Regions from separate parts of the Homo sapiens genome. Here all the other regions are linked to region 2. The links are chromatin loops, found by intact Hi-C in ENCODE. Cell type or tissue: OCI-LY7. All regions are shown on one strand. Each heading gives the region's core, and the rest is flanking DNA. Links, peaks and the distances in the headings are about the cores only.

What was found. A loop is a pair of places that touch in the nucleus more often than their neighbours do. Peaks named below come from ENCODE experiments on the same cell type or tissue, not always from the same donor. Only the 100,000 strongest peaks of a DNase experiment are listed, where the experiment ranks them.
Region 1: a loop joins it to region 2, with 4 times the contacts of the local background. A loop is called at or near these places in 67 of 110 quality-filtered maps.
Region 3: it touches region 2 in a loop (4-fold over the local background); 6 of 110 quality-filtered maps call a loop at or near these places.
Region 4: it touches region 2 in a loop (5-fold over the local background); 15 of 110 quality-filtered maps call a loop at or near these places.

Annotation. Positions count from the first base shown.
Region 1 is chr6:96,607,988-96,616,134 of GRCh38, forward strand. FHL5 (four and a half LIM domains 5) reads left to right here. Exons shown (of 6, transcript NM_001322466.2): 5 at 2,585-2,771; 6 at 7,622-8,147. The coding sequence ends at 7,785. Among named protein-coding and RNA genes, the nearest start is that of FHL5, 49 kb to the left of the region's middle. In OCI-LY7, for the core only: no CTCF peak of the experiment used is centred there; DNase peaks (open chromatin) are centred at 2,244, 3,524, 3,804 and 5,844; H3K4me3 peaks cover 3,686 bases; H3K27ac peaks cover 4,528 bases.
Region 2 is chr6:97,046,188-97,054,334 of GRCh38, forward strand. The region is part of intron 4 of KLHL32 (kelch like family member 32); the gene reads left to right. Among named protein-coding and RNA genes, the nearest start is that of KLHL32, 130 kb to the left of the region's middle. RefSeq lists an enhancer at 3,522-3,581 and silencers at 3,566-3,860, 3,762-3,821. In OCI-LY7, for the core only: no CTCF peak of the experiment used is centred there; a DNase peak (open chromatin) is centred at 3,694; H3K4me3 peaks cover 1,727 bases; H3K27ac peaks cover 2,586 bases.
Region 3 is chr6:96,833,474-96,841,620 of GRCh38, forward strand. It overlaps GPR63 (G protein-coupled receptor 63), which reads right to left and starts at 4,004. Exons shown (of 2, transcript NM_030784.4): 1 at 3,795-4,004. RefSeq lists a silencer at 3,514-3,563. In OCI-LY7, for the core only: no CTCF peak of the experiment used is centred there; DNase peaks (open chromatin) are centred at 3,778 and 4,048; H3K4me3 peaks cover 1,765 bases.
Region 4 is chr6:96,920,406-96,928,552 of GRCh38, forward strand. It overlaps KLHL32 (kelch like family member 32), which reads left to right and starts at 4,323. Exons shown (of 11, transcript NM_052904.4): 1 at 4,323-4,621. RefSeq lists a silencer at 4,050-4,359. In OCI-LY7, for the core only: no CTCF peak of the experiment used is centred there; a DNase peak (open chromatin) is centred at 4,226; H3K4me3 peaks cover 2,417 bases; H3K27ac peaks cover 1,422 bases.

The DNA of each region.
Region 1 (8,147 bases), core at 1,302-6,301, 440 kb before region 2:
TCTAAAAAATATACAAAACTTAAAAACTAAAGAAAATAAAATCTTGCTGGAAATAAAATGAATAGGTTTATCTCACTGTTTTGAGAGACAACTGAGTTGGCCAATTTTAGGCTGCATTTCTTAAAGACAGACTAAAACAGTAATGATATTTGTGAGAATTATCCTAAAATCATTTATCAGACACAATAATGAAGACTCTTTCAATGCTATAACAATTCAAGAGTGAAACTTCTTTAGTACATCCATGCTGAGCACTGTCTGGGCCAAGTGCTGATGTTTCCCAGGTTATTGGAGCCTGTAACTATATTTAGGATATGATTTGAAGTCATCAAAAATTTACAAAATATTTATATTGGGTAGTAGACAGATTATGACATGCCAGATTATTTTTTATTTAGTTTTTAAAACCACAAGTCCTTTTCTAAAAAGCTAGATTTGTTTTTGATCAAGATGATCCAATCTAAACAATTTTTTTCAACCCAAACCAAAGACCAAATATTTTCTTAAAAAAAGGAAAAACTACTTGACAACCAGGCTGTTAGAACTTTTAAGCTTTAAAATCCATAGATTTTATTTTGTTAAACTAAGATTTATTTTCTGCCAGAAAGCAAATGATTTTAAACTACAAGTGCTTCAAATTCAAACTCCTCAAGGTTCAAAAGGAGTTAAACGTCTTCTTCGATTTTTCATCTGTCACATAATGAGTGCAAAATCATTATTGCCCCCACTTTTTCACAGAACAAACTTGTTCTAAATCCTGAGATCAATCAGTGGTGAAAACCAAGCTTAGATATTAGACTTTATCTTACCTTCCTACCTCTTCAAAAGGAATATAATCACAAGCAAACTATTTTTGATGTTCCAGAATTTCTTCTCTCTAATTAAACAGTCTTTGGTGTATATATCAAGTTTTATTTTGCTGTGAATACATTTTTCAAGTTTCAGATCTTTTAAGCATTGCCTGCTAATCATCAGACCAAACAAATCAAAGGAATCATGAATTCTGCTGTGTCTGCTGTAAGGCATTGGAAGTCAGTAGGAGGTATTTTAAATTGCTTTACTTCCATCACAACATTATGCTTCCCATTTACTTATTCAGAATAGTATGCTTTTTTCCCTCTAGGAAAATATCTTTCATATCAAATATCTTTAATTTCTAAGATATTTGTTATAAGATTAAAAATACCTTTAGAATAATTTTTTCACAAGTCTATGTAACAGACAAATAACATTTTTGAGTTCGTAAACAACGAGGCGGCTTAAAATAGGCTCTAAGTTTTTACTACCTAGTTAATTTGATACAAAGGTTATAGGAACCACCTCAGATACCCCATTGCTTCAGTCATTATAAAACACTTACAAAAACACATTCCAGTATCTACAGCAATTCTAAGAGCTCATTAGCTGTGAATTCAAAAGGTGATGTGGCTTAAAAATAGTTACATGAGAAAAAATGCCCAAGATTTATCCATCTGATTCTAACTAAAGATTTCTCAGCCTTTTAAAAAGTAGAATTCATGGATTAAATTGGTTTAGAAAGAAAATATTATCTTATGCAGAACTAATTACATCTCAGGCAAAACACTGCACATCACACCTTAAGGCTCAATGTACAACCAGGGCTTATTCCATTGAGTTCTAATTCCCACAGCACCCCACTGCTAGATACAATATTGGAATTGCTTTCCAACTATTTTTTCCTTTGGCATTTATTCATTCATTCAACAAGGATTTTCAACTGCTTATCTGTGTAAGGTAACCTTGACTCAGTATGGCACTGATGGTGATGCACACAGGCTGTGGAATCAGACCATGCAGGTTTGAATCCTAGCTCACTATGGCCATGGCAAGTAACTTAATGACTGTAACCCTCACTAGTTGCTCATCTGAAAAGAGGGAAAGATAATAGTCTGTAGTATGTAGAGGTGTTGAGAATATTCAGAAGAGATCATCCTTAGCACGGTGGTAAGGACTGAAAAAACACTTAAGAAATGGTAGTTGTTATTAGCAAATAATGGTGCTTACCAATTCCATTCAGAATTACTGCTGTTGGATATTCTTGGACCTGGTGTAAAGCATTCAGGAAAAAGAAGAATTCTTTTAAGCATCCCTAAAGTTAGACAGGTAGTTATAAGAACATAGTATAGAAAATAGCTCTAACGGCAGATCTTTAAAAACCAAAATTAAGAAAATTCAGAGAAGTATGAGGAAGTGAAAAAAGAACCTGTGTGGTTTTTCTCCCCCATCTTCCTGAGTCCAATATGGCCCTGCCTCTGTTCTATTTCATTGTAGGAGAAAAATATACAATAATTTCCATTTCTTTCTACTTCTAATTAATTCCTATAGCCTTTGGCTTCTCATATTATTAATTTTTAATGACTTTTTGAGGAAAAGAACATCCTAACATAAGGTGAAAATAGAGTAGCCAAAAGCACCAGTTGTGGCATAGAAGACATGAAATGATCTTTTTTTTTTCTTTTTGCTTCCTTTTCTCCCCAGAGATACTAGGATCTCAAAAGAATCATGAAATGATCTGAATTGTAATGGCTCCCATGGTCATTGCCTTTTCTGTGGTCTTTGGCAGGTGATAACTTCAGGTGGGATAACATTTTGTGACCAGCTATGGCATAAAGAGTGTTTTCTGTGTAGTGGCTGTAGGAAAGATCTCTGTGAAGAACAGTTCATGTCCAGAGACGACTATCCATTCTGCGTGGACTGCTACAACCATCTTTATGCCAACAAGTGTGTAGCCTGTTCCAAACCCATTAGTGGTGAGTTCTTCAGTTCAATATGATCATGCCATGAGACAGTTATGACTTTATGAAACACTATCTAGTTAATTTAGGAAAAGCAATTAAAAAATGGGAAGCTTTCCTTTATATTTCCTTTTGAGATAAACACAAGTGGGTGCATATATATGAGTATAAATATTACATGGATTCCTCAAGGAAAGTACAAGAGTATAATTTGGGTGACTATACTCTGTGAAGGTAACTACATACTAAACCTAATGGTACTGACTCTAACATTCAAGGAAGGAGGAGAACAGGATGAGCTGAGAGGTTAGTGCAGGCCTTCACGAGGAGATCTGCTTGCAGCCTCATTAAGTTTTGAGTGGGAGGAGAAGAGTACTAATAAATCAAAATCCTGCTTAATTCTAAAATAGGACCAAGCATCCTTTAGTTAGGAAGGTTTTAATTAAATTCCACTATTGTATAGAACATCTGAAGCTGTAATAATTAAGGTAGCATAGGTCAGTAATTAATTAAACTTCATTTTAAGATGCTTCTAACAAATGTATTACTCTCTTTTCTCTATTCACTTGCAATTATGAAGTGTGTTTATGAGTAGATGAAAGAAAACAAGATAGCATTTTACTGAAAAAAAAATGTGACATGATTTGAAAATAACATAATGATAAATCAATCCATGTTAAAGAGGTTTTCAAGGTAAAAAGAAATACATCTTTTCCTCAGAGACACTTTTAAAATGCTAATCCTATAATAAAGGAACTGAAACTAGCATGACACTTGAGAAACTCAGCAGCTATTCTTTCTGGCAATTTATAATCACTTAATAATGTGTCAGAACTGTATATCTACTTTCTATTCCTAGTATTCTTAGAACATATTTCAATTTTTAGTTGTTCATATACCATAGAATTAAAGATCATTTTATCCCTTTCCTCCTTCTTCATCTTCAAATATGTGGCAAAATAAAAGTTGAGTCTTCATGCACTTTCCAACCAAAAGAAAAAGTTTCACAGCAAACCCCACCTTGGCAGGCTTTCACTGACTTGCAAAGGGAGGGAGGGTGTCACCAGAAAAAAACAGCATGGTCTTATTTGTCTATATGGAGCACCATCTGTGTCAGGATCTCACACTGGCTCACGGGCTACATCTGGCAAGCAGGCTGTTGATGTTTGGCCTGAACATGTTTGGAAATAACTAATGTAAAATCCATCTCTGCAGCTAAAAGTAGAGGAAGAGCCTGCCATTGGGTGAGCAGACTGCCTCCACATTCCCCAGCAGGGTCACCATCATATGGAACTCGTGGCTGTCCAATTGCATGGGGCATGCCCTCTCTGTCCCTTGCACCCTGTCTGCATCACTCAGCTAGATCACCTCCCTGGCCCTTGCAAGAACTTGCCTTAGCAATCCCACACCACTCGGCTCCAGGGTCCATGCTTTTAATTACCCTGCTCTCCTGCCTTCTACAAATTTGACAATTCCTATAGCCAAGAGATCTCCACTGATTTTAGTTAGAAAATGGGACTTTCAGATATCCAACAATACCTGGAGCTCCAGAATCTCCCAAGTAAAATCTGCAATCACAGTCCATTTATTTTATAACAACACTTATCTTGAATTGGGACAGAAAAAAAAAGGGGACTTCAATGAGAAAATAAGGAAATTAACAACTCAAAATAAGTTTCAAAATTCTCTGGAGATCCAGATGGCTAATACTGATCTGCAAAAAGCCTACACAAGCCCTGAACTTGAGTTTCAATTCTGGTATATCACAGATTCATGTGCCTAAGTGATTTTTTTCATAGATTGTTCCAGATCAATCACTGGGCCCAGCTTTTTAAAGTTGAGATGGAAAAACAACGTTGTTCTGCACAAAAACATGAGGATGATCAAAAGTAAATAATCTGACCCAAAAGTAATCTAAATTTTACCCAAAAGTAATCTAAATATTATATATTTAATTTAGACTCATCAGTCCACAGGAAATGTCTAATAACTATCTTAATCTTTTTTTTAACTTTGTGATTGAGACACCAGAGGCTGAAATGCCTGCAAAAACTTACAACTCACTTTACTATTTCTTCATCTAATTGTTAAATATCTATAGGCCCTGAAGTACTGCTTCTTTAAAATTGAGCTATTTGAACTGATGTACCATTGGGAATTCTGATATTGTCACACGTCTTCGGAAAATTGGCATTAATCTGATTATTATGTCACTTTAAAAGCTAGGTATTCTTGGTCAAAGGATACACAATTTCAGTTAAACAGGGGAAATAATTTCAAGATCTATTGTACAACATAGTGACTATAGTTAACAACTATGTATTATATACTTGAAAATTGCTAAGAGAATAGATTTTTAAATGTTCTCACCACACACACAAAAAAGCATATGATAAGGTAATAGATATGTTAATTGCCTTGATTTAGCCATTCCACAATGCATACATATACAAAAACATGTTATATAATATATGTACAATTTTTATTTGTCAATTAAGATTAATCAATTATTTTTTTAAAAAGCTCTGAGAAATCTACCCATAAATCACCAAGTGTAATTTTTAAAACCCATCACATTGAACTGCTTCATTTGAACAAACTCCAGATATAGCTACCATATTTTCTCCTCCTTTGAGATAGGATTAACCTCTTAAACTATCAGGGATAAATGAAGCTGCTTGATGCAGTGAAAGGTGCTCTGGACTGAGGAGCAAAAGACTTGGTCCTCCCTGCCCCCACTGCTGTGTCACCATGGGTGACTAACTCACCTCAGGGGTGGGGGGCCTTCATTTGCCTTATTTATAAAACAAGCAGTTGAGCAGGTTGGCTTTCTTCCATCTCTGTTTATTTCAAGGAAAAGGAATTTCAAATGTTGTGGCTTCTTCAGAGAGTGATGCTGATGTTCCTGATCATATTCTTTACCAAAGATAAACTCAAACTTAGTTTCATGAGGTTAAAAGCAGAGACTCTAAAGACAGATGGCCCTGGCCTGTGCTTAAATCTTAGATCTGCTGCTTACTAGCTGGGTGACCTGGGGCAAGCGGTTAAACTTCTCACTTCTCAGTTTTTGTCTGCAAAGTGGGGCTGATGCTAATATCTGACCCCATGAAGGTAAGGTGAGGGCTGTATACGGTAACACACATAAAGGACTTAGAATAGTAATTGGCACACAGTCAAGCACTCAACAAATGCCAGCTCTTATTCTACTGACTTGTCAGAAACCTATGAAACCAGATAACACAGGTGTCAAAGACCTGCTTCATGAATGGCTTTCTTACTGCAAACAACCCTCATGACCTAAGGGAGTAAACATATTCCTTTTGGAACAGTTTACATACATCTCACATGTTGGTTCAGCCCTTTCTTAAAGTTGCCAGATGCTTCTACTTTTTCTTATTTGTAAAATTCCGGAAGAATTGCTTTTATATTTGCCACTTGTACAAGGCTTACTAATAAAATTAAGAAAAACTCATGAGCATCAAAATGCTAGACATGTAATAATTAGTTTTATGAACAGCATAATTTATGTATATACAGAACATTACTCTTGCAGTCAGCTTATTAATGTTTTGAATAACATTAAGGGAATTAAGTAGTACATAATTAATTTACATTTATTAGGAAGTAATGTTGATAGCATCATAGATAAGCAAGCTATAAATTTAATCAAGGAAAGTAGAGAAATTTGATGCAATTTTCTGTATGAACTACTAAATTATATATGAAGACATCAAATAAGTTTGTTAGGATGGAAACAAAAGTTCATTATCCTATTTAAGAAGAATGTATCTGAAATAGAATGCTATTCACCCTTTCACTTCACCATTCCAAATGGAGTATTTGGAAATTACATATGAATTACATAACTCTTTTAGCCTCACTCCATGGATGATAAGCAAATAATAGCACTAAGATTACTGGGAGAAAACATGAAATAAATAAAGACCCAAGCCTAGGGCATCTCAACCTCTTCCCAAACCCTAACATTTTCTCCTTTAATGTAACTTCTCAAAATCAATTTCTTGAACTATACCCTGGAATCACATTAAGGAGACAGAGATCAGACCCTCACCGAAGATTCAAATTCGACTACTTTTTAAAGAAACAGTATGGTTCAAGTGAGGCCCAAGTTAAAGTGGAGGAGGCTGACAAAGCTCTTAGAAACCAATCACGTGATAACGTGGCTTCATTGGCCAGATTCAACAAAAGCTGAAGCTGGCTCTGAGCAAGGTAATAAGGCCATCACGTTAGGATGGCTGAATGATTAGACAAAATCCTCTATTTGGTTATGCTTTCTAGAAATAGTGTCCCAAACCGTATAACCCCAGGACATATTCTAAGTACAACTAAGCACAGAAAAATGAGGGGAAAGAAGAAAACTAAAACTCATTACAACATTGGACATCAAACTAGGAAGCATACATTTATTTCCTTTTATCTTCATTTTGCAGCTAAGAAAACTTAAAGTCATATAGAGAAAAAGGGGAAATGTATTCATACTTAGATATCTCTGACTTCACAACCTATACCTTCTTTCCACTATGCTACACTGTATTGTCTTATCTGGCTTAGACAACCTTATCTGTTTCCAAAAATACCTGACTTGCATATTAGCATTCTGCCTTCTTCTGTTGATTATGGCAGAATTTGGCTGTGAATCTGGTTGGGTGGCATAGGTGTAACTTTCCTACAGTGGATAGTTCCAGATGGACACAGGGCCAGGAAGCAGCATTCTTTTTTGGGTTATTTGCCTCTGCGTTGTTTTGCTCATAGCTCTATCTCCAGTTCCTAGAGGAGCATCTGCTAGAATGCTCAATCTGTTCCTTGAAAGGATAGATTAATCTTTTTCTCCAATTCCTTTACAGGTCTCACAGGTGCCAAGTTTATCTGCTTTCAAGACAGCCAGTGGCATAGCGAATGCTTTAACTGCGGGAAATGCTCTGTCTCCTTGGTGGGTAAAGGCTTCCTGACCCAGAACAAGGAAATCTTCTGCCAAAAATGTGGCTCCGGAATGGACACTGACATCTAGGAGACAGTCCTTGCCCACCTAAAATCCATTTTGCCTTCGTTGTCACTAAAGCCAGAACTCAGTTGCGGTCTTATTTTTGACTTAAGTTTTAGAAAATATTCATGTAGTTTAGAGTGGAAAAGTTTTTGCACACATTTTGATCGAACTATATTCTAAGCACACAAAAAGCACAGTAGAACAGAAATGAATATATGCTAAATCACAAAGACAACTCTCCTTGCAAAATACTGCACTCTGCTGTTAGAAGCAGAGGAAAATATCTCTTCATAATCAAATATATGACATATACCTAGGAGCTGTGGATGTAATTACTGAAGAATGAGGTTTTTCATACCTGAAGAGTAAAAGAAAAACTAAGAGAT
Region 2 (8,147 bases), core at 1,245-6,244:
AGCACTAGGCACTTTATGCGTGCTGTTTAAACTAATCTTTAAAACAGCTCTAAGGAATGCTGTGACCCCACTTGAAAGATGACAGGCCCAGGGAAATGCAGTGAATTGACTAAGATCATTCTCTCATATATTTTGGCCCAATTAGTCAAACCGAGTCCTACTAATTTCAAGTCTGTTGTTCGTTTTTTATTATAATCTGTCATTAAGAAAAGATTAAGTTATACTTTGTTATACTTTGTTGAAGGAGGCAGAAAAGTGTTTGGGCATTTACAGAGTCCACTATCTTGGTGGTTTTCTAAACTTGGAAACTGTGCCTTTTCAAGTCAGTCCATGAGGGCTTAGACTTGTTCTCCCTATGTGATCACTCTTTGCCACAGAGTAGAAGTTGATACCTCTACAGCCTTTCTTGAACAACATCCAAGAAAGTTTGGTTCTGAAACATCTTTAATTTGTAATAAATCTATTTTCCCTTTGAGACATGGACACAGCTGATGGCAAAAAGAATGAAGTTGCAGTTTACTTGAGATTGTTGAACAGCTGCTTTCTCTTACTATGGAGTCGACATTAACATTAAGCAAAAAGGTTGGAGCATAGGAATGTGAGTGAAAGCATAATTCTTCAGTTTCTTAACTGTTATTTAGTATTAGGGACATTCACTGACATGTAGTCTTTATCCGTGATATGTATATAGATTTGTAAAAATTCAGGGTTAACATCGAGTGTATCTGCCTATAGCTATTTCTAACAGTTGATTATATGTTTAGTCAGTTGTAATATGCATAGTATGAAATGTACGTATTTTAAGTGTCTGAAAATTGTTGCTGTCTTGGAGAGAAATTGGAAGTATAGAGTGGGAGTGATGAATGAATGCCTCTAAGTGTAACAAGATGTGTGCGTGTTCCTCCTACACATTGCTCTAAAGTGTAGCCTTCTTAAAATTGGCCTACAGATTTCATCCAGGAAATTTTAAAGAAAAAGCAAATTTTCCTCTTAATATTAATACATATTCTGAAAATGCATGCATTTCCTATCAAGTAGCAAACAGGGCTGCATAAGCATTCACTCTGCCTTTGCACTAATGAGAAATATGCCCTTCTTCTGGGCACACTGTGTTTGGGACACTGCTTGAATAGACCTTGGGATGCAGTGCAGTCTTCATGGGTGTCCTTGCACAGCCATGCATGGAGGCCATTATTACAGCAGAACCAATGGTGGAGGGCATAGAGGCCAGGCTGCTCTTGCTCTGCAGGGCTTGTTTTGGGAGCAAGGTTGGAAGCAAATGGTGACATAAACTGACTCTGGGCAGATCTGCCTTAGAGAGAAAAGGACAAAGTGAATCTAAGAAAATACAAACTCCAGTTACACTGGTGGGCAAGAGGGCCCATCCTGTTACTCTGGCCTCCCTTACTCTCCTCACTTTGAAACTGTGGCCAAGTTTTTTCATGTTTCAGACCAGTCCTGAGTAGAAGAGGTATGAGGAAGAAGGAAGAGAAATACTCTGATGGAAATGTTGCCTGGGAGATGGATCCCAGTCCAAACTAGACAAGAGGTCAGCCACCCAGGAGCAGGCAGGTGTTTTTAGAAAATCAAAAAGCAAAAACCAAAAAACCCAGCCTGACAGTGAAGAGCAGAAAACATCAAGACCCTTTTATAAAAAGAAGAGCCCTGCTTGGAAAGTAGAACTTCCAGCACCAAAGGCCTTGGGATAAGCCTTTAGAAATTTGAGTACCTTAGGACCGAAATGGAAGCAAATAGGACTGCGAACCACAATAAAGTTTATTGTTTAACACTCTGGCTATGATGATGTCAAGGAATATACACTATATGCCAAGCACTGTGATAAATACCTTACATGTAGTGGAGGAAGGGTTGAAACCTAGTTAGCTTCCTCTTAATTTCCGGAGAGCTCTCCTCCTTTTCTGTCCCTTGGAGACTGATGAAGAGGTTCCAGAAACCCAGTGGAGAGATAAACTCTGCACCAAATGATAGTGACGTTTATAGTCCCCTTTACAATTCTCCACTTCCAGGCACTGCTAACTCTGTCAGCTGTGAACCAATTATGTCATATCCGGGCTTCTGAAGAAGGATGCCTTGGGATCTGTGTTCCCTTGCATTTCTCTTTATTATTCAGTAACTCCAGCCCTTGGCTTCTGAAAATCATAGAAGAACCCATCTCTTGGGGGATAGTCACCCTAAATACATTTCTCTGACCCAGAGAATGCTTCAATACGATCTTTACAAGGAAATATTGTATCACCATTACTGTTCTTATTTTGAAGCCTTTTGGCAATCAAGAAAACTATCATACTCTGTTAAGGGAAAAATTACTTTAAAAATATTCATTCAGTCAGAGGTCTCACCATAGTAACTTTGTTTTTTTGATTGTCATTTGGTTCCCTAATAAGTTCACATGACTTTTTTTATATAGCCCTGATAATGCAAACACTGTGCATTACATTTTGATGATCATTGAAACTGTATTCCCCACAGCAGAATACTTTTCTCGGGAGACCTGAGCATCAGGCCAGGCAGCAGAGTGACAGGAATCTTAATTGGATCTGCTTTCTCATGGACCATCCCTTCAGGGGTAGAAGTATCCATTTATATGGAGAAAGTCTCTGTCGGATTTACTTATAAATATAACCCAATTGAGCTAAATAGTAGCACATGGAGCAAACATGGGAGAAAATTTTTAAAATGTTTCTCTCAGGAGTAGTGTTAAGACTATTCAGTGGTTTAAATATTTTAGCTTCCCAATCCTTTCTTTAGCTGGCAGTACCTACCTGGCAAGTAAAAGGCCCTGAGGCACCTCCACTGTGCCTTGCACTCTGGAGGGTACACAGTGAAATCCACATTTTAAGGAAGAATATAGCATCCCTTCCTTACCTGCTGGGGCTATATTCCAAGACCCCAGTGGATGCCTGAAACCTCAGATAAGTACCAAACCCTATATATACTATGTTTTTTTCCTATCCATACACACCTGTCATAAAATTTAGTTTATAAATTAGGCACAATAAGATTAACAACAATTACTAACAATAAAGTAGAACAATTATAACAATACACCAGCATCACTTCTCTTGTACCTTGGGGCCATTATTAAGTAAAATAAACACAAGCACTGAGATACTGCCACAGTGGTCTGATAACCCAGAGGGCTACTAGGTTACTAACAGGCAGAGAGCATCTACAATGAGGATATGCTGAACAAAGGAATGATTCATGTCTTGGTAGGACAGAGTGGGATGGTGGGAGATTGCATCATGCCACTCAGAATGGTGCATAATTTAAAACTCATGAATCGTTTATTTCTAGAATTTTCTATTTAATGTTTTTGGACTGCAGTTTACCATGGGTAACTGAAACCGTAGAAAGCGAAACCGTCGATAACGGGGGGCGGGGGGGAACTACTTTATTTTGAATTTTGCAGAAAGTGACATTTCTCCTTACCTTCTTGTCAGAGCTATGCCAGAGTCCATAACTGGAGTGTTGACATGGAAAGTTTGAGAAGTGTGAAACAAAAGAGGAAGTTTGAATTTCATCAGTTACTTTTTTGCTTTTTTAGATCTTTTGAAACTAGTTATTTGCCTTGGGGTAGATTTTCTCTTTTATCAGTGCATTATTGAAACAAACAAGCAGATTAGTCTGCTTCCTGTTTGACAGTGAAGTCATAAAATATGAACAGCTTTGTTGGTCCCAAGACCTGTCTCTTTCTCACAGAGAACAGCTGATTCACAGTCAGGTCATGTAGGAGGGCCTCCCACCTGTAGGGCAGGGCCAATTCTAAGTGACAGTCTTTGCTTCACGCCAGTCTGTTCTCCTTTATTAAATTTCTCTGTGCTATCCAGTCAGAATGTGCTCAGAGTCTAGTTTGTGCTGCAAGAATCATAAAGCCATTCGTTCAGCAGATTCATGTCTAAAATGTCTCTGTGCAAAGAAGTTTAACTGTGGCCACCCTTCTAAGATCAGCTTTCCAATTCAGTATGTTTTGATTTTTGAAAAATGTATTCCTGTTTTCCCAAATAATTTATAAATTTATGTCTTCATTTTCTTGCTGTCACTTGGCAGAAATAGAATGCGCAACCCCCCAACCCAAAATCTGATTTGGATGTTGAGACTGATAATGCCACACACCCCAACAGGATGTGAAAAGGTTTATTCCTCACATAATGAGGCTTTCTGGAGAGAGCAGGGTGACTCCTAAGCAGGTGCAAAAATGGCTTGAGAGAGCATGGAGGTATGGCTGGCTTTGGCTTTTATTGTGGGGCAGGGGCAAGGGCTACCCGCAGGTAGGGCTTGTGTATTTTGGAGAGAGTTTTCAGGCTTTTTTAAACCTTTGCTCAGATGTAAGGCAAGCAGGAAAATAGGGAAAGGTGGGGCTTGAAAGCCATCCGGAGTGAAATAACAAAAATAGGGGCAGACTCTATTACATTAATCTAGCATTCTACTTGAGTAATAGTCACATTTCAGGCACAGACATTTTCCTTTGGAATATTATTAAACTCAGTCACCTAATGAAAACACAATGTGGGCTGGACGCAGTGGCTCATGCCTGTAATCCCAGCACTTTGGGAGGCCGAGGTGGGCAGATCACCTGTGGTCAGGAGTTTGAGACCAGCCTGGCCAACATGGCAAAACCCCATCTCTACTAAAAATAAAAAAAATAGCCAGGTGTGGCGGTGGACATCTGTAATCCCAGCTACTCAGGAGGCTGAGGCAGGAGAACCGCTTGAACTCGGGAAGTGGAGGCTGCAGTGAGCCGAGATCATGCCACTGCACTCCAGCCTGGGCAACAAGAGCAAAACTCCATCTCAAACAAACAAACAAACAAACAAAAAACACATGTGTTTGAACAATATTCTTACAGCATTTATAATCTTTTCTGGCACCAATTCTGTGCTGAGGAACCCACTGTGGGCTAAGGTGCCTGAGGTCGTATGTACAGATCATGCACACTGATAACACTGTGAGGGTCTCCAGATATCTTAGATAATATAGATGACAAGGATGAGTGTGGCCCCTTCTGTGTTTTAACCATATCTCCCTTGTGTAAAAATCCATTCAAATGAGCTGGATTTGTTGTTCTTTCCTCCATTCTCCTTCCAACTCTCAGCACCTCCCACCCTACCCCATTGCCAGTATTGGGAATAGAAAAAGAAATATTTCCTTTTTGCTCTTGATAATGGTTTTATTGTCATAGGTGGGGCAATAAACAGTCTTTCTCTGACATTCTCCAAAGTAGAAATGGCGAGTATCCAGTAACTCCAAACAGTAGATCAACCCTCCTAGTTAACTCAGTGGGTTTTGCACTTCTGTGCACCTGTTTCTTCTGAATGTTTCAACAGAAAGTTCCATTGCTACATATTTCATAATCCATGGTGTGCATCTGAGATTTTTACTTTGCCATGGTGGGTAAACAGCACAGAAATCATTACAACTTTGTTCCTTCTTGATCATGTGAATTTCTGAGTGTTGACTGCACTCAGAATCATTTCCTAAAGAAATTTCGATCCTTCCTTTAGGTGCTCCCTCAAATCATCTTAGTGGAGGGAAGTTAATCATTTATATAGTGGGGAGTCTTGGTTAGTTCCTTAAATTTCATAAGAAGATATCAGCCTATTGATGGATTTTTAAAGCACATGAACTTTTTCTCTTATTGAGAAAAAAAGAACAATTGTGCTCCAGCCTTATCCTGTTTTCTGGACAACTCTTACTAGAAGTTCATTTAGGAGAAATTTTACACATAAAGGATCCCCAGAAGATATGCAGTCTATTCATCTGGCTTGGTGGTTCTCAACCTCAACTGTCAGTCCTTAATATAAAAAGGCCACCTTTACTATCCTAAAATGAAATTCCTAGACAATATAACATACTTACACAAATTACTCTAAGCACCAATAGAATTTCCTAACCATATGTAAAAGAACAAACGAAAGAAGTTTGTGTTTAAAATCCTTTATATTTCAGTGTGTACATGCTGGGGTACAACCCTTCCAAAAGACATAATGAAGTAGTCTCCTGTCTGCCCCCATAGGGAGAATCACCATGATTGGGACAGCAGATGCACATGCAGATGCAGACTGGTGAATGAATGTTGTACTGTCAACTCAGATACCACAAGGACAGATCCCAGGTGGCATGTGACATGATTTTCCAAAATAATGAACAACTCTTGGTATTATACAATTCTAAACAAAACAAAGTAACAGTCTTCTCTTTGTTTTTATGGGCGTAGCATTCCTGGAAAAGCCAATGTATTCTGACACAGAACATCAAAGAATGTGTTTATATGTAAAACAGAGTTAGGTTCGGGGCTTCAATCTGTGTAAACAAATGTTTCACTTCTTTGCACACCCAGCAGGGCATTCCGGCGTGCAGGCTGTAGGTCAGTCCTCATGGTTGGTGACCGCCCTGTGTGTTGCCTGGCATCTAGCCTCCCAGCCACTGCCCAATAAAGGCCAATATTGCCCACCCTCCTGGGAGGACCAGAAATATCCCCGCAAATTTCCGAATTTCCCTGAGAAGGTAGTATTGACTCGATTGAGAAGGACTTCTTAAATATTTTAAATTTTATACCTAGATCAAGCCAGAAAACCAGAAAACTGGATGTCTGGGTCTTAAATAATCTCTTTATTAACCTTCACTTTTTATGCAATGTTCTATAATATAAACTTCTGATGGTATTATTAGAAGTATTATCAAGCAAATCATTCAATAACCCTCTTAATGTCTGCTGGGAAATTTCCATTACATCTCAGGGTCTGGAGAATCTAGAAATCTCCTTAGTATTTTCACCTTTTAATCTTGCATTAGGTTACATTTCTTTTTCAGTTTTGATGCTAGGAAGCATAGAGCCACATTGTGACCCACTTATAATAGTTATGAGGATGGATACACACACACACACACACACGCACACACATTCTCTCCTGACCTCATATTGTTTCCTCTTTTCTCTTGCTTTGAGTTATTTTTATTCTTAATATTTAAATGCTTGTATTGATGCCTCAGATCCTTTTTGAAATGAGGCAGAGAAGATAATAAGTAACTAGACTGAATAAAAAGATTTGAGACCTCTTTCTGAACATTTTTGGAATCCCAGAGGGATCTTAATGTTAGTTGTAGGCATGAATGCTACAGCCCATTAGCTCTGCCTATGAAAATGAAGTGCCTCCAAATTCCCAGCTTGCTCCATAAATAAATCATTCCACACATTTCCCAAATTTTTTTCCTCCTTGTTTCAGCACTAAATATAAGGATACTGCAAATTCTATAAAAAGAAATTACTTTATCTTTGAAAATGAAAAAACACAACCCAAATTTTTATAAAATTATTAATAAGACTAAAAGTAAAAAAATATTTTCACTTCAAATTCTCACTTACTTACATGTTATATGTTATCTTTCTGCTTTCTTCGGATGCCCATTTTCTTCAGATGCCCATATGTCTATGTGATTTTATAAAGATTTTGTGATTGTAATTTACTTCAACTTCTTTTCTGGAATTAGGTAAGATATAAGTACATTTGTTTTTTTTAATTTATATACTATGCATTTATATGCATAGTATATAATAAATGTATTAAATAAATTTATTGTGTACTATGCCTTTTATTTATATACTATGCATTTTTATTTATATACTATGCATTCATACATAGATATTTTGTAGTCTGTGCATATACTACACATACACTACAAAATACATAGACTACACATAATGTATGCATAGACTACAAAACATCTTATTTTCTTTCTTTTCTTTCACTTTTCCTTAAATATTCATAATAAGGAATTCTTTTTTCCTTAAAATAGAATTCTTGAGCCCTCTGCTGGAAGTATTCAGTATTTGTATGAAGCAGCAGTATATGGGAGTTTTACAATTCTAACTTAAGTTTTTTAAAAAGAAAGCAACATGATAGCAAAAATATATGGTCAAATTGTAATTAATATCAGGATAAATAATTTGCTAAACAGTACTTTTAAGATGATTTATATTGGAAGTTATATTCCATTTGAGTAAAATAATGATGAGAACATTCAAATGAAGGCATAATTTGAATGTATTGAATACTCTAAGTTAACTTGTGAATATTTTATTTTTGTATACTTCATAAAAACCATCCATTTACATTTTATTCTCA
Region 3 (8,147 bases), core at 1,519-6,518, 210 kb before region 2:
AAGTAGGAAGATGTAAAGATGCCTCATTTTAGGAGAAAGGTAACAGCTAGAATACAGAATCATGTCCCTTCTGCACCAGCCTCCCCAAGGAAGATCCTTAGAAGTTTCCACAGAAAAGAATTTGCCTAAAATATTTTTCAAATGCTTTAATAACATAGACTGAGCTAAGTCAATTGAGAGAAAGAAGTTAACCAAGAAGCTTTGCTCAAAAACCCTAAAAGGTATGTAAAGCTTATAACTATAATAACACATAAAGGTTTAAATTGAAAATGATGTTAAGAATTTGAAAATGATCTAAGAATCAATTAATATATATGCCAGGTGATTGGTACAGTATCTGGCTGGGGGTTTTTCTAAATTGTATCTGGGAAGATGTAATTCTTTAGCATATCACTCAAAGGAAATGCTGATAATAATAACCCTATTATTAATTTCAATAGGTGACCACTAGATTGCCCCCATACCTGCAAATATACCATCTATTCCCCAAGACCCGAGAGCTGTGTTAAAATCCAACTTTTCTAACTCTTCATTATGTTTATAATGAACATGAATGAGCTTTCCTGTGTATTAAGCTAGAGTTTCACGCTTGAGTTTTCTGAATCTTCTGTCATACAAACAGAAGTGGATACAAATCTTGTCCATATTTACTGGTGCAGAGGCTAGAATGCATTTTATCCTATGTGTCAAACTTAAAGCCTGAAACAGCTTGCTGTCAGCTTCAGAAACCATTTTTACAAGCATGGCATACCGCCTCAAGCCAACCAAATCCTAAAGCATGTTGGGCTGCCCACACTTCAAATCATTTGGAATGTTCTCATGTTTTGTGGTTGCAAAAGTACCAATTTTGTGGATCATCTAGTTCAAATTGAGGGCACATCTAACCTTAAACAGAAAATTCCCCGGAAATTGAAACTATAACTGACCAGGATCACATCAGCTCTTAAGATCTATGATCTCAGGCTGGTAGTCAAACATCTCAAATGTTGTGTTTTGAAAGTTGAAGAAATGCAACATAAACTCTGTGAAACTCATTCATGTGTCTTCAAGGAAACACTAAGAACTCATCCTAAATATACATATGTCATAGTTGCAAAAAAAAAAAGGAAAAAGTGCCACCTGCAACAAAGTAAAGGTGATTTGCAGCAAATATAAACACATTTCTGGTAAACAGCTAGCAAATTAAAGAAAAAAAAACCGCCTAACAGATTACTTCATTTCATTTCTAATTTTCATACATAAGCTGAAATATAGCAGCTTCAGCTGTGAAATGTGGTAACAAACATAACAAAGGTGAATGAAATAGTTTTGCTTGTAGTAACTGGAGCACTGTATTTATACATATTGTTTTTCCAAGCATTAATGGGTCCCTCTCTCAAATCAAGTGCTTAAGACATCATTTCACAAATTGGAGTACCAGAACTTCCCCAAGGTTTGCCTCTCATGCCTTTGAGGTCTACTCTCTAAATCCCAGATCTATGAAGAATGTCCTAAAGGTTATTTTTGAAGTATTAAAAGAAGAAAACACTATATTGACAAACTAAATTTTACCTAGAATTTGCCTATTGAAGCTTAAGAAATGCCTGGTTCAATTATCCATTGGCAGGGTAATTCAATCCATTTGAATAGATAAATGTGGTTAGGATATGGTTCCCTGATCCAAGCCTTGTTAAGAGTTCGAGAACATACTGAAAACCAGTGCTTTTTAACTTAACTGATATTGACTAAAATGCTGAAAAGATGACAAGCCCTAGCAATAACTATTTTTAGCTGATATTTTAGACCTACTGTTCCTGGTGCACATGTATTATTAGGTCCCTAAATGGTTTTCATGTTTTTTATATACTCAATAGCATATACAGATATGGTATATATAGTTATACTATATATAGTATGGATACATAAATATAGATATATGTGTGATATGGATATATACATATACAAATCCACCTCTGTGTGTATCATTTCCAAAATACTCATTCACAAAACAATCAACCCAAATTAAATAAACCATAAACAAAATCTCAAGGTGCTCAAGTAACTCTAGGAACTAAGTCACATCCACTTAGGAACACTAAATTCTTACTTTCTTGCTTGCAGTCCAGCAAACTTAAGGTAAAACAGTAACTACATAGGGGTTTTAGTTATGTTTATTTTTCCTAAGCAAATTTTTCTCCAAGAATGTTCAGCTTGCTGAAATTTTCAGAAAATGCTTGAGATGGTGGGTTCTTTTTTTGAGTTTCGGTACTGGTATACTTTACAGCAAAGTGACAAAACTGTACTTAGAGATAAAAATCTATATCCCAAACAAAATTTTACAGTATTACTGGTTATTCTGGGATGATTTTCTTCGAAAACTTCCCATTACAAACAATATGTTTCCTACACTATCCCGTCTGCCTTGGTAGTATACTTTTCACACACAAAATTGTACGTAACGCATATACCAGAAATACGTCAAGGCACTCTTTTATTTAAATAAGCTCCCACATTCTGTTTTTATTGTTCAAAATGATCTGAATGCTCATAATTGATGTAATCAATTATGTCACTAAAATTTTGGCTATGCAACATTTTACAAAATATAGGGACTTTTCATCAGCACCTTAGATTTGTAGTTGGCAATGTGAGTGAATAAGGCAAACAGGAATAGAGGTGTGGCAGAGACCTAGGGGTGTGAGAAAATGGGGCTTCCTTTACCCACGGGACACGTGGGAAAAAAAACTTATCCACGTCTGCAATAAATGTACTTTTATGTTAGGTTTCATTAAATGAAACACGTATTACATACCTCGTCAATGGATTAGAATGTCTGAAGCAGTATCAGCTTATGCAAGAAACATGAGGTTTTTATCCATGATTCTTAGAAACACTACTCCTAGAACTGGTTGAAGGCTTCTTAATCTAAGACATAATGAAAAACAAGCTCACCCAATAAACAAAGAGAAATCCTATTTTAAAAACATATGGTTTAAACTTCATCCTACCTCACTAAAAACCTGCATGCTACTATAGGGATGCCTGTATTCCCTAAGTGTCGAGACTCAGTCTCATCCAAGACTAAACGATCTCTTTGAAAATTTGGGCAAGCCCTGGGGGAAATTTTCATAAAGATATGTTGTTGGATTTTTTTTTTAAGCACTCTGAGCCTCCACAACATATTTTATTATTAAAAAGAAGAATGTTTCCGAAAAGGGGCAGAGGAGAAAAGACTGAAATCAGGGCGACGTTGAAAACCGGCCAAGGATGCAACACACAGCGCCGCAAGCTGAACCACATGGAAGAGGGAACCTCTCTTAACTGTTGGAGCGCGAAAGGACCTTTCGCTCTCGCAAACAAGGTAAATTTCAGCCCTCAAGCAGCGAGACCACCGTGTAAAAGTTCAAGTGGAGCTCATCTCCTTCCTCTCACTCCCAGCACTGAATTCTCAACCAGAACAGCCCAGCAGGAAAGGAGCCGGCATGGGGTGCCCCTCTGCAGCCGACCGTTTTCCTAGAAGGCCTAACCGCTCAGACGGGCAGGGGAGGGGGGCGGGCGGCCCGGGAGAAACCGAGTCCCCGCCGGGTCCCCACCGTGTGGCGCCGACCGAAATAACTCCAGTCCAGCTGCAAAAACCCTCCCGAAAACCCAAGCTTCTCCGGCACAACTTCGGTCTCTCCAGCCTCATTCCTCCCCGCACTCCGCCAAACTGCTCGCCCTGCCCAGCGCAGCGGATGCAAGCGCTCCCCGCCCCGAGCGGCTACCTGTCCCGCGGGCCGGGGATCGCGGGCCGGGGATCCCGAGCCTCACCTCACCTCAAGCGAAGGGCAGCGCGCGGGCGCCCGCGGAAGAGCCCAGGGAGCATGGCTCCATGTAGTCCCTCCCGGAACTTTCCTGACATAGCACTTCTCTCCTCCGCTGCAGAGAACAACGCTGCCAGGCGGAGGAGGAAGGAGGACAACGAAGAGGAGGTGGTGGCGGCGGCGGCGATACAGGCGGCGGTGGCGGGAGCTGGAGCTGAAAGTGAGGAGCATCGCGGACGAGCGCCGCCGCCTCGCGAGCCGCCGAGGGGTTCCCGCCCCCAGGGTAACCAACGCTCCCTCTTAAAGGCGCCGGCCCCGGTTTTAGACCGGGAGGTGAGTGAGAGAAGAGAAAGAGGGAGGAGGCAAGTAAAAAGGGAGGGGGCAAGTAAAGAGGGAGGAGGCAAGTAAAGAGGGAGGAGGCAAGTAGAGACGGAGAGATCCCTGGAGGCCACGCCCGAGCTGCCCCAGGGCGGATCGCCGGCCCCTTTCGACCGCTCCCTGCCCTGAACCCCTCTATGCTCAGGTCGCATCGTTCCTCCGCCTGGGCAAAGGCATCGAGGGTACCGCAAGTGCGCCCACCCGGCACTGGGGCAACCCTCGTCGTTGGCCTGCGCCCTGCACCCCGCGCCTCGCTCCCAGACGGTCGCCCCGCCCCTAATCCCTGGCAGTCCTTTTAGGGTCCTGGTTTCCCGCTCCCACGGGCCCCCAGAGTGCACCTCCAGTGGCTACTGCCCAGTGGATTTGCGTTCCCCGAGGCTACTCGCGTTTCTTCTTTGGTTATTCTTCCTCATTTCCAACACAATGATGAGGGTCTCACGCAGGCGTCCAGAAGACTGAAATAACTAAAAGCCAGCTGGGGCCCCTAGACCAATGCTTGAAGGTGTCCCTGATGTGTGGCATGGGAGAATTGCCAGGTATCCTCCTTTACCCGGTGCTCTGTTCTCTTCCAATGGCCAATCCCCAGCTGGCCTCCCACTGGATTTCTAAAACGATTCACTTTCATCAACACATGGGCTGTAAAGATGCCAAACAACTCAGGAAGACCCCCCAGAAAAAGTATCATCTTGAGACAGTGGAAAATGCTGCTTTCAGTGACAAGTGATATTTTCAGCTATTATCAACATATGTGATCATTACTGAGGCCACAGCCTCAGGTGGTGATGCCCAGGAGGCTCCCAGCATCAGCAGCTATCGTCACCCTAGGAAGAGACCACAGCAGCAGTGGGCATGAGCAGCAGAGGGTTGCTACTGTCCACGGACTTGTTTTTCTACCTCATAGTTCCAACCCTTGCTTCTTGGACCTATGGGACTTCAGTATAGTGTTGTGCAGTTTGTACTCTGCACTGTGTCCTCTGTCTGAGGAGGTGGGCAGGCAATTTGGAGTTAAGATCTAGCCTGGGTTCCAGAGCACCAGTCCTAGCACCAAGCTCGGAGAGAGTGGCATTTCCTCATTCACACAAAGGCACTTGCATATCACTACCCTGAGACTGAACCAGAACATCTCAGTTCTTTGCCTCCTGCCACCTACAGCTGTGAAAGAAGCACTTGTGTTGAACTTGTAGAAGAATAAGGCAAGAGGAGACTATACAAAAGGTTGAAGAAACTTCTGTAACCAGATGGAGACGAAATAAGCCCTGGGCTCAATAAAAGCAGGAGACATGGTCTTGCCTGGACCAAACTTTTAAGATGGGAAAGGAGATTATCAGCGAGCAAAAGTGAAGTCAGGATAGTTGGATGTGGCCAGCACACAACTCAAACTGAGTTAGCAAAACCTGCAGCAAAGGGCATTGGAATTTATTGGTTCATATGTTTATAAATCCCATAAGTAGAACTGGCGCGCGCACACACACACACACACACACACACACACACACGTTCTTAGAAATCCTTTTTACTCCAGATACTCAAAGAGCATCAGGACTCAATTTCTCTCCCTGTCTTCATTGTGCTTTCACTGCACTGGTTTTATTTCTCTAAACAGAGGGAAGACCTACATCTCCAGTCTTAACATCCAACCTCCTTAGCAATTAGTCGCATCAGAAAGAAAGCAAGCTGAAGAATGTCTCACCAGACCCACGTGGATCCTGCGTTCATCTCTGAACTAACCATTGTAACTATGGGATGGAATGCACACTGCCAGGCTGGGGTTATTTGCCTTTATCTACAAAAAGGTCAAGGGAAATAATTGTATGTACCCTTCATATATACCCAAACCACAGGGACCGAGTAGAAAGAAAGAGGTTTCCCAAAGGAAAATTAAAGTGTTGTTAATAAAGAAGGCAAAAGAATGTTGAGTAGATAAAGACTATAAATGCCCACTACAATCCCCATTCCCCAGTATACACACATCACCACCACTGTCACCAAGGGGACTGACCACCTCTCTGCTCCTTTACCAACAGTCTCAGGATCAGAAGAATGAGAATGCTGATGGGTCATGGAGGTGCTAGTAATTGAGCCAACCAGCCACATCCTTTGGCCTCAGAGCCACTGAGAAGATCCTGAGTGACATTTGTGACATTTCACAAACCACCTGCAAACAAACAATATATAAACCATGATTGTATTCAATTATTTTTCCCTAAATTATAAACCTGCCTCCATGTACCTCAAGCCCACATTCATTGTTAGGCCTTTTTAGTTATGCAATCAATTTAATTTGATAAGAGCTCATGGAAATTCCCTGATATATATATATATATTCAACTTGGGGGAAAAAAAAGTGGCCTACGAATAATCACATTTCAGTATCCAAGTGCCAAAGAGCCCAGCTTTGTTTTTAAACTTCAGTAACTTTATCTTTTCAGAGAGAAAGATGTTATCTTTCTCTCTGAAAAGGTGTTTATTTTGCCTACCAAAAAGTGACAAAAAATTTCAGGCTTTTTTTGTCTCACACAAGAACTTTTCTTTTACAGTAGTTGCTAAAAAAAAAAGTTTTGTATTTTTTTCTTCATTTGTGCATTTTATAGAAATCCTCATATATCATAGAAATTTAGACTAATAAACTGGAAGAGACTTTAGAATAACCTAAAACATCCCTTTCATTTCAGAGCTAAAGAAATGAAAGCTCAAAGGTTGACTTGTGTAGGGTACATAGCTGTTTTTTAGTATCTGTGATGTCCCTAACACACATGTGCTTTTGCTAGACATTTCGAAGGATATAGAAGCAAAAGCATAGAATGTAGTCACTGTCCTCAAAGAGACATAACTATCTAAGATATAAGACAATTACAGAACATCACAATATATCATATAATTTAGTGTAAAAAGTGTGGGATGATCTCCGTGTATTAAAAATAGGCATCAGAAAATGAGACACTATGGACTGGAATAGTCTTGGAAACACTTTCTAGCGAGGAAGCAATTAGATGGTCTTTTTTAAATGCAGAGGAAAAAGGAAAGATTTTCCAAGCAAGAAAGCAAACAAAATGAGAAGGCATTGATGGGAAAAAGATCTTGCCACTTGCAGGAACAGAAATGAAACCTGTACTGTCATGGTTTAGAAAAGTTTTTCAAACTCCAAGTCATGAAGTCATTTTACTAAGTTTTGACTAGTATTATTTTAATTAAAATATCAGCATGCATCATACTTAATAAGTATTATTTGTTAAACTTGTGTTTCATTATCATGCGTGTTCTGAGTTATGACATGAATTCAATGTCTTACTTTGGTTAATGTTCACAGTAAGCTCAAAAGCCTCTGGTTCTGAAGCTAAATAGACTAGGTGTGAAACTGTTTTGAGGCAAGACATTGAGCAAATAACATCTCTCCAAGCATCAATTTCTTTATGTGCAAGAGATTTTCTGCACAGTCCTGTGCACACAGTAAGACTTGTAAATGCCACCTCTTATTGACTAGATTGGATATTTTCAACCCTGACTGCACATTAGAATCACCTGAGAGGTTTTTTTTAAAATACCGTTGCCTGGGGCCCATCCTCAGAGACCCAGATTCAATTTCAGGGTTGACTCTGGACATCAGTGAGATTAAAAGCTGCCCAAGTGATTCCAATGTGCAATCATGGCTGAGAACCCTGAGTTGGAGCCATAGAACACATCTAGCACCTGAGGAGCCTGTCTCTTTCCTCAGTGAGTACATTGACTTTGATAAGTTACGTTTCTTCCCATAGATAGCATGCCAGGTAGTCAGCAGATTTCTAACTACTTTCTACTCTGCATTTGCCCCTGAAAAATCTTCAACTGTGGTGTAAACTGCTCATGGTTTACCTCAGTAACACAGCATGAATCCTGAGTCATAATATTTCATGTGTCTCTCCACATGTACATTTTATGGTCAGTTGTAAGCATAGAGTCGTTTCTGGAGGTGTTAAAAGGCAGTAAAAATACCACCAAAAACTCCCTAAG
Region 4 (8,147 bases), core at 1,799-6,798, 130 kb before region 2:
CCTAGGACATGTGTGAGTTCCCCAGGTTAGAGAGTGACACACAGCATCGATGGTACTGAGGTGACATGGAAGGTCCAGCACCTTGATGTGTATGGCACTGAACAGAGCCAGCTTCAGATTCACCCCTCTCCTCCTGAGCCAGTAAAATGGAAAAACACACACAATTACACACACACACACACACATCTCCCTCCTTCTCTTCCTCTACTTTTACACAAACTGCATCACATTATACCTATTGATCTTCCACTTGCATTTTTCACTTAGTGATATAGCTTTGATATCAGTCTGCAAGGATCTAATCTGTTTTTTAAATGGCTACTTGGTATCTTCATAATTTGACTGGTCCCCAACTGATGGACCTTTAGTTCTCTCTGTCCCTGTCTCTCTTCTCCCTTCTCCCTCCCCTTTTCTCTCTCAAATATTACCAAGCTATCATGAGTATCCTTTCACATAAGTCTTTGAACTTTTGTTTGAGGTAACCCTAGGATGAATTCTTAGAATTGGAATTACTGGACCAAAAAGTATGAGCTTTTAAGAAAAAAATAATGAATGTAAATATTGACAAGTTGTTTTCCAAAATATTTTTTTGACTTGGATTCTCATAAGCTCTTCTTTACCCATATTCTCTGTAGCACTAGGTATTGTAATCTTTTTATAATCTTTGCCAATCTGATACATGAAAATTACAATTTATTTTTAAATCTGCCTTATCTTAATGATGACTAAGAATCCTCTTTATATTTTGTTGAACCTATTTAATTATGTAATTACGATATTCTTTCTTACAGTTAGGGGCTATTTTCTATTCAGCACTGTAAATTTTTACAAAGCTCCCATCATGTGACTAGTTGATTATGTTGAATTAGACTGAAAACAACAACAGCATTTGATATCACAGAATGTGGCAGAGAAAATGTAAACATGAAATAGTTTAACAGTAAAAAGTTTCCTGTGGCACTAGTTTTGAGTTACACTGGCGCTGGCTCCTGATGAATAGGATGAATTAGCTACAAAATGTACCCATAGGTAATTGAGTAAAGCTAAGTGTTAGCTAGAGTTGTTTTGTGTTATCCACTTGAAAACTAGAGAACATCAGCCAAAAATCAATTTTGGTTTTGGCATAATTAATGCTGCTCTGTTCTCTTGAGTAGTACAGTAATTAGAAATATGGCTCAGTGATTCCTTAATGTCACTACTGGTTTGTGACAGAAAACCACGACACTGGCATTAAGAATGACAATTTCCTCCTTACTTGCTTCGGGAGGAGGCAGCTATCAGGAATTGAACAAAGAACTATGACATAGCTCTCTTTCATGATGTAGTTTTAGCTAGAAATCTGATCTGTGTAGAGACAGTTTCAAATCTGATTCTTCCAGAGCTGTTAGAATACAGACTTTATAAAAACTCACAGCACTAGATTTATGCTACCCTCCTATATCTTGGCTCATGGACAAGCTGATGATAGATGAAAAAAATGCTGCAGAAACTTGTGTTCCAAGATGCTTATCAAAGTATATTAAGAGGCAAGCTGAGAAAAACAAAAAAGTGTTACCTACTCAACCAAACTCTAGGATACTTGTTTAAGAAAGTGAAAGAGGTTTCTTTCGTGTAAGACCTCAGTCTTTAATATACCAATGTGACATGAACCTAGTTTTCAGTGTTTCCCCAACTCATTTGACCTGGCACCCAATTTCCTATAGTGAATATATGCTATTTTCCAGCCACCCAGTGTCCACTTTTCTTTTTATATCTAGTGGGGCTATGAGCAGGGGTCCCACACTACCACAACTGAGGGACAGGCCAATGCTCCAGGCTAAAACAACTGGAAGCTGCAGACTACAACTGGGAGTACAAAGAGCAATCAATTGGGACTCACCCATTTCAGCAATGGAAGACACCATCTCATAACATTCCTGTCCTGATATTATCCTGTTGTCACTGCTTCTGTGCCCTCTGGAGTTCTCCTGCTGGCTTTCTATCCTGGGTATCTAGCTAGGCTTCCCATCAATTCTTAGAGCTCCTGATATCCTTCTACTAAGTTCCTTCTTGCCTAAATTAGGCAGAGAGTTTTCAGTTGCAACCAAAGACTCACACTTTAAAAAAAAAAAATCTTCTTCAGCTCATCCCTCATAACATCACTAGATTGAAACAGGAACAATGTATATTTATTGACAACTAAAAGACCTACATGGATTATACCACCTAACACATTCTAGGAGCTCAAAAAATTGCTGAACAAATAATAAGTATTCCAAAAAACAGCTTTTGGGAAGTATTATTTTAAGTCATTTTCTTAATAAGGAGAAAGACTATATATAATGGTACCTAAGAGAGAAATGGTGCCTAACACCTAGTTGCTCCTCTAGGAGTGGAGTAAACTGCAACATATGTTTGTGTTGAATTTTGGTGGCTATTGAATAAACTAATGTCTCTTATTTTAGAGAAATAAAATACTTAAGACAAAATATAAACTTTAAATCAATACTAAGGAGCCATTTAGGAAAATCTTGCCCTCTCTGAACTAGACATTTTACTAGGCATTTACCATTTAAACCTCAACGCCATGTGTCAATGAACAATATTTAGTGAGCCGATACTATGTGGCAGACATTGTGCTAGGGCCAGGAGATACCCTGAGACACTCAGCTTGGGCAGTAAGAGACTCTTCCATAGTCACACAGATGGTGAGTTGGTGGTGTAAATATTCTTTTCCTGTGTAAATGCAATTATAGTCTTTGCTCTATTTAATTATACTAAATAAATAGCTGCTATTTATTCTAAACAGATAATCCAATCAATATAGATGGGCTTAAAATTTTAAGTATTCTCACTTTAGTGACAAACACCTTGGGGATCTTAAAGGACTGTTTTATTTATTGATACCAGTCACTGTCAATATTTTTGGTTCAAAGACGCTTTCATATTCGATTTTCTGATAGAAGACAACGCAATGAAAACTATCAAGTTGCTTATGAAAAATTCTTAGGATGACACTGCACCTAATGTTTGTAGTCAGTTGTTTGTCATTCTTTCCCTTGTCCTATGCTGTGTCCAGGACTGCTAGATAAGTAGGTACCCAGCATCCTAGCGTCCAGATATCAAAACCATGAAAATGAAGCACTACAAGCCAGACAGATAACCTCCAGAGGGAGCAAACGAATAAACCCCCAAATCCTGTGGATCTAGAAGTAGAAAATAATCGCTGAACCACTGATTTGAGACCAATGAGAACATTAAGGACACCTCAAAATAGATCAGGGCACTGTTCCTAGCCCAACTCTGTGGCAGAACATAAACCTGCAAGAAATAGGATTAACATACTATCTTTGCAGTAAGTTAAATCCTGAACTTCTACAAAATACAGTTTACTCCAATTTAGTTACACTCTTCCTGCTTCTGGTGTCTTACCTCCACGTTGGACTAAGGTTTTCAATTCGGTGGTGGAATACTTACCTATTAAAATTACCCACTTTGCTTTAGTGTGAGTTTCTCAGCATGTTTTACACAGGAGTGACCTGAATGACTCGGAAGTGGCACTTGAGTGTGCCAGGCCCTGGAATTTAATGGTATGGTTCTGTGGTTGTTGTCTGTTTGCGGTTTTATTGCTGAATTAGTAGTAACCACAGTAATCACACCCTTTCTCATTTCTCAGGCTTGGGGATTTCGTCCACCTCTGGCGGGTTGGTTCCCCTGACGTTTCTTAAAGTTACTGTGAATTTGTTCTGGTCAGTACCATAGAGTGTATTATCCTAAGGAGGGCCACTGTAGGGCCGCTAGGACTAGAGGCAACTTGAACTTCACAAGTTAGCAGAGCAAGGACTCCCTGGAACACCGAGTTAGGGCCACGGGGTCTGTTTGCTCAGATTGCCCGCCAGCCCTGGGAAAGGAGTCTGGGGGCGAGCAGGCTGGGTTCCCGGGTCTCAGTCGCCGCAGTGGTGGCTACAGACTGCGCATGTGACCCAGGGGCCGGCGACGCAGGTGCCGGAGAGCGAGGAGGAGGGCGGCGTGGAGGAGGGTACTTCCGGGACCGGCGGGCGCGCGCTGGCAGCTCGCCGACGGCGGGGGCGGGGGCGGGGGGCGGCAGGGGAGCGAGCGCGCTGGCGGCGGGCGGTGGCGTTGCGCGCGGGGTGGCGAAAGGATGTGCGCGGGATCGCGGGGGAGGGGGAGGGAGCGCGCGGGCTAGCTGGAGGCGGGAGGGGGCGGAGCCCTGTGGCGTCTGAACCCGCCCCGGGGGTGCCAAGGTGCGTCTCCAGTCTGACGCGACCGCCTGGGGCGGAGTCAGCGGGACGTGCCACCTGCAGTGCTGGCTAGGGCTTTTTATTTACTAGGGAGCAGTTTCCCCGCGCGACAGTTCGGGAGCGCGCAGGCAGTCGCGCGCACACACGCACGCAGGCACACACACACACACACACACACACACACACACACTTTCGCACACACAAACACGCTAGGACGCTCGTCTTCGCTACTGCATCCCCGAACCAGCAGAGCGAAGCTACTGCGGGTTCTGTTAACCTCAGCATCGTGGGGCGAAGCAGAGCCATTGTGCATCAAGGAGAGGCCGGTGCCTGCGCTGCCGTCTCTGGCACCTAACCCAGCAGACCGCTCACCCCATCGGGTAAGCCAGTCTCTCTCCTTGTAACCTGTTCTGCAGACCTGAGGAAGAGGGTGGGAGGCTGCTGGTGCGCCAAGTGGGGGCAGACCCGGAGTTGACATTTCAGGGGCTTGCAGCCCATGCAGCCTCTGCCCGTGTCGTCTAACGGGAGCAGCCACTACTCAGGTTACTTATGCTGCCAGCCCTGGAGTCGCTCCCCCTTTCTTCCCTCCCCCTGAGCCCAATATGTACTGTGCTCCTTGGTTGCCAAGGAGACTTGCTTAAACATCAGCCGTGGGACATCTATTGAAAGAACTGGTTTCTTAAATGATGCCGTTATTTATTTTGATATTTAAAATAAAATATACACTGAGGACCTTTCGTAATTTGGCATTTGTTAATCTGTATTCAGGTGGCGGTTTCATTCAACTTCAAGAAAAGCCGTAATTGCACTATATGGTATGCTTTAAAAAGGATTCGTCAGATGAATTTTTCAACGGATTGTGTCTTGAATCATAATTTACTCCCATTTTGGTGATCTTATAAAGAAAGATGACTGCAGTTTAGATCCCTTCTTCCCCTCTATTTCCAGTTTTATTTTGCAGTTCACTTAGTCGTGATTATTTTAAATTAAAAGCAGATGATTTAATTGTGTTTCCCCACACAAGAATGAGCTTCTATTGTAAATTGACCAGAACAGGAATACGTTTGTGAATTCGTAACGTAAGAAGGTAGCATTCATGACATACATCTTTGCTAGCATTTTTATATCCCCTGCATCAGTATTGAAGCGCAGTTTTTTGCACCTCTGCTCATTTCTGAGAAGATTCTGTTTTTTAAAAAATCTCTTATTGATTATTTTTAGATCTATCTCTATACACAGATAGAGATAGATATAAAATGTGTGCCATGGCTTACTAGAGCTTATATGAAAGTGCAGTGGTTTTTGCTTTTTGTTTTTTTTCTGATGGGACTGGGTCCTCTACTGGAACACTGATAGGCCAATGGAACAGGTCAGCCTAATACCTGGGCTGTCAGTTTTGTTTTATTTTGAGGTCTCGGGTGTCTATTGGGTGAACTTGTAACACAGTACTTGAAGGCATCAGCAATCCAGTAATTACACTTTGCACGAATTTCATGCCTCCATCACAAACAAATGGCCCAGTAAAGATCCACTGGCATTCAAGAATTAATTTTGTTTTCCTTGGATATTTGTTCATCTTTTCTACTTCTTGTTAAATGACCCAAGGAAATAAGTCAAATTCTTCTAATTTAGATTTTAAACTCTGTCATAGAGAGTGTAATAAATAATGTGAGGAGCAAGTAAGCCAAATAATGACAGAGGTAGATAGAGGGGATTTATGCAATTCACAGAGCTTTGGGAGATGAATGATGACAAACATTTTACATTACAGTGTAGAAAGCACTTTTCATATACTTCTTTTTTAATCCTCACAACAACCCTTTGAGGCCAATAAATTACCTTCCATTTAAAGCTGAGGAACCCAAGACTCAAACCTTGCTGAAGGTCACAGCTAGTGAATGGGGAAGCCCTTTCTGGATCCAGTCTCCTTGCCTTTAAAAAAAAGTTGTGTGTGCGTTTCAGATGTGTGCAGGGATCTGACAAGTGAGATAAAGGAGTGGAGCAGGCCTAGACAAGACACGTGGGAGAGAGGGTAGGGAGTGGAGTGTGAACTGTGGCCTCTGGAACTTGCAAACCACTGTAAAGGAGGCAGCTCCCACTCCACTGTAGCCGATTGTTACTGTCCAGGCTCTAAAACATGACAGTTTTTTAAGGAAAACAGAAGCTTCTGGATTTTTTTTATGAGGTATCCTTAATTTTAAAAACTGTAAGGACCACATTAAAAATTGTATCTGGGTCATATCTAGCCTGTGGCCTGCTAGTTAGCAACCCATAATTACTGATGTCTCACTCAATTATAAGTTAGTATTCTCTAACAAAATACTGATGTGAAAAAATACATCCATCATTGTGAGTGATCAGTTTTTTATTTCAATATTAAAGTCTAATAAATGCTCTACCTTTGTTTTTCAATAAACAGGTTCAAAAATTTTTTGAGGTTTTCTAGATCTCTGTCTTATATCTCAGAAAATAAAAGACCATGAAGTGCTCTAAAATAGGAATTTTTGAATCTGGTGAAACAAAAGCATATATAGTTTAGAACTTATGTTCCTGGCTTAATGTTTTTTTTCTTGCCATAAGGCCAAGAAGTGGAGAAAAACTCAGTTGAGTGCTTGTTATAGGAAGACGTAGGATTGGTCAGCAAATGGAGCATCCTGAGCCTTTAATGAAAATGTCTGATTAAAGTGTTAGATAATTAGGTAAAACCCACCACTGAATACTGCAAGATGCCAAAGGAATGAAAACATAAGTGGGAACTCAGAGACATTAAATCCCAGCACCCTGGTATACAAAATGTTTACTCCTTTAATAACTATCTTGTAGTGAGGTAAATACGTCTTGAGAAGCTGCCATTTTCTCGTGTTTCTCCTAGAGCTACAGAGATGCTAGTGGACTTCACTGAAGTAGGTAAGTAGTCAGAGAGGAGTGTCATTTTATTTACATTGTCTCTTTGGTGGATCCAGAGAGGTGTAGTTAAAAGGAAAAGCCAAAAGATTTGAACAGCGACTTCTCATGGTTCTCTTATTCCAAAATCCCCCTCTGGAAAGATGCCTTAACAGTAAATAAAGCCATTTCAGTTTTCCTTTCATGGAAATATGTTGCACCTCTAGTAAGGAGCTATGCAGGTGTGTGTTAGTAATGTTCTAACAAAGTCCTGGCTGAGTGCATGGAGATACCGTCTCTGCCCTCAATGATTCAGAGCAAACACACTGCTCCTGGCAGCGTCCACTTTTCGAGCTCTTCTGTGAGCAAGCTACTTCCATATCGGCTTCACAATGACTCTATAAAGTGGGCATCTTATTTCCATTTTACAGATGGAGGATCTAAGACTGTGAAGTCCAATTGGAGCAATGAAAGAAATCTTGCAACTTCAGCTGCTCTTCTCTTTTCACATTCCTTCTTCTCAACTGTTACCTAATGCAGGTTATAGACATGTACATAATTGTGATTTTGAGGGAGTTATGTGTTAAATGTTACAATGGAAATATAAGATTCCATAGAAGCTCAGACACAGGGAAAAAATTTTAAATGTTCTGATTGTGGAGATCAGGTCAGTCCCTAGGTAGTAGGGGGATTAGTGCTGGAACTTGATGGCTGGGTATGATTATATTAAATGAAAATCCTTATAGCTATTGAAAGATGGGAGTCTCCACCAGACAGTCTGTTGGAAATGTGGGTTAAGAGGATGATGCTAGTGATACCTAATATTGATGAGCTTACTGTAGCTGAGCGAGTGATGAAAGCTGTGGAAGAACTATGGTCTGGAAGATGGAGTGCAGCAGAGGATGCAACTGCGGATGGGTGGGAGGGGATGGAGGAAGACAAATTTGGGAAGGAGACTAGGAGAGGAGTTGTAGCCATAGAGGAGAATCTGGAGAATGTAGTACTGATTCTTCTAAAGACTGA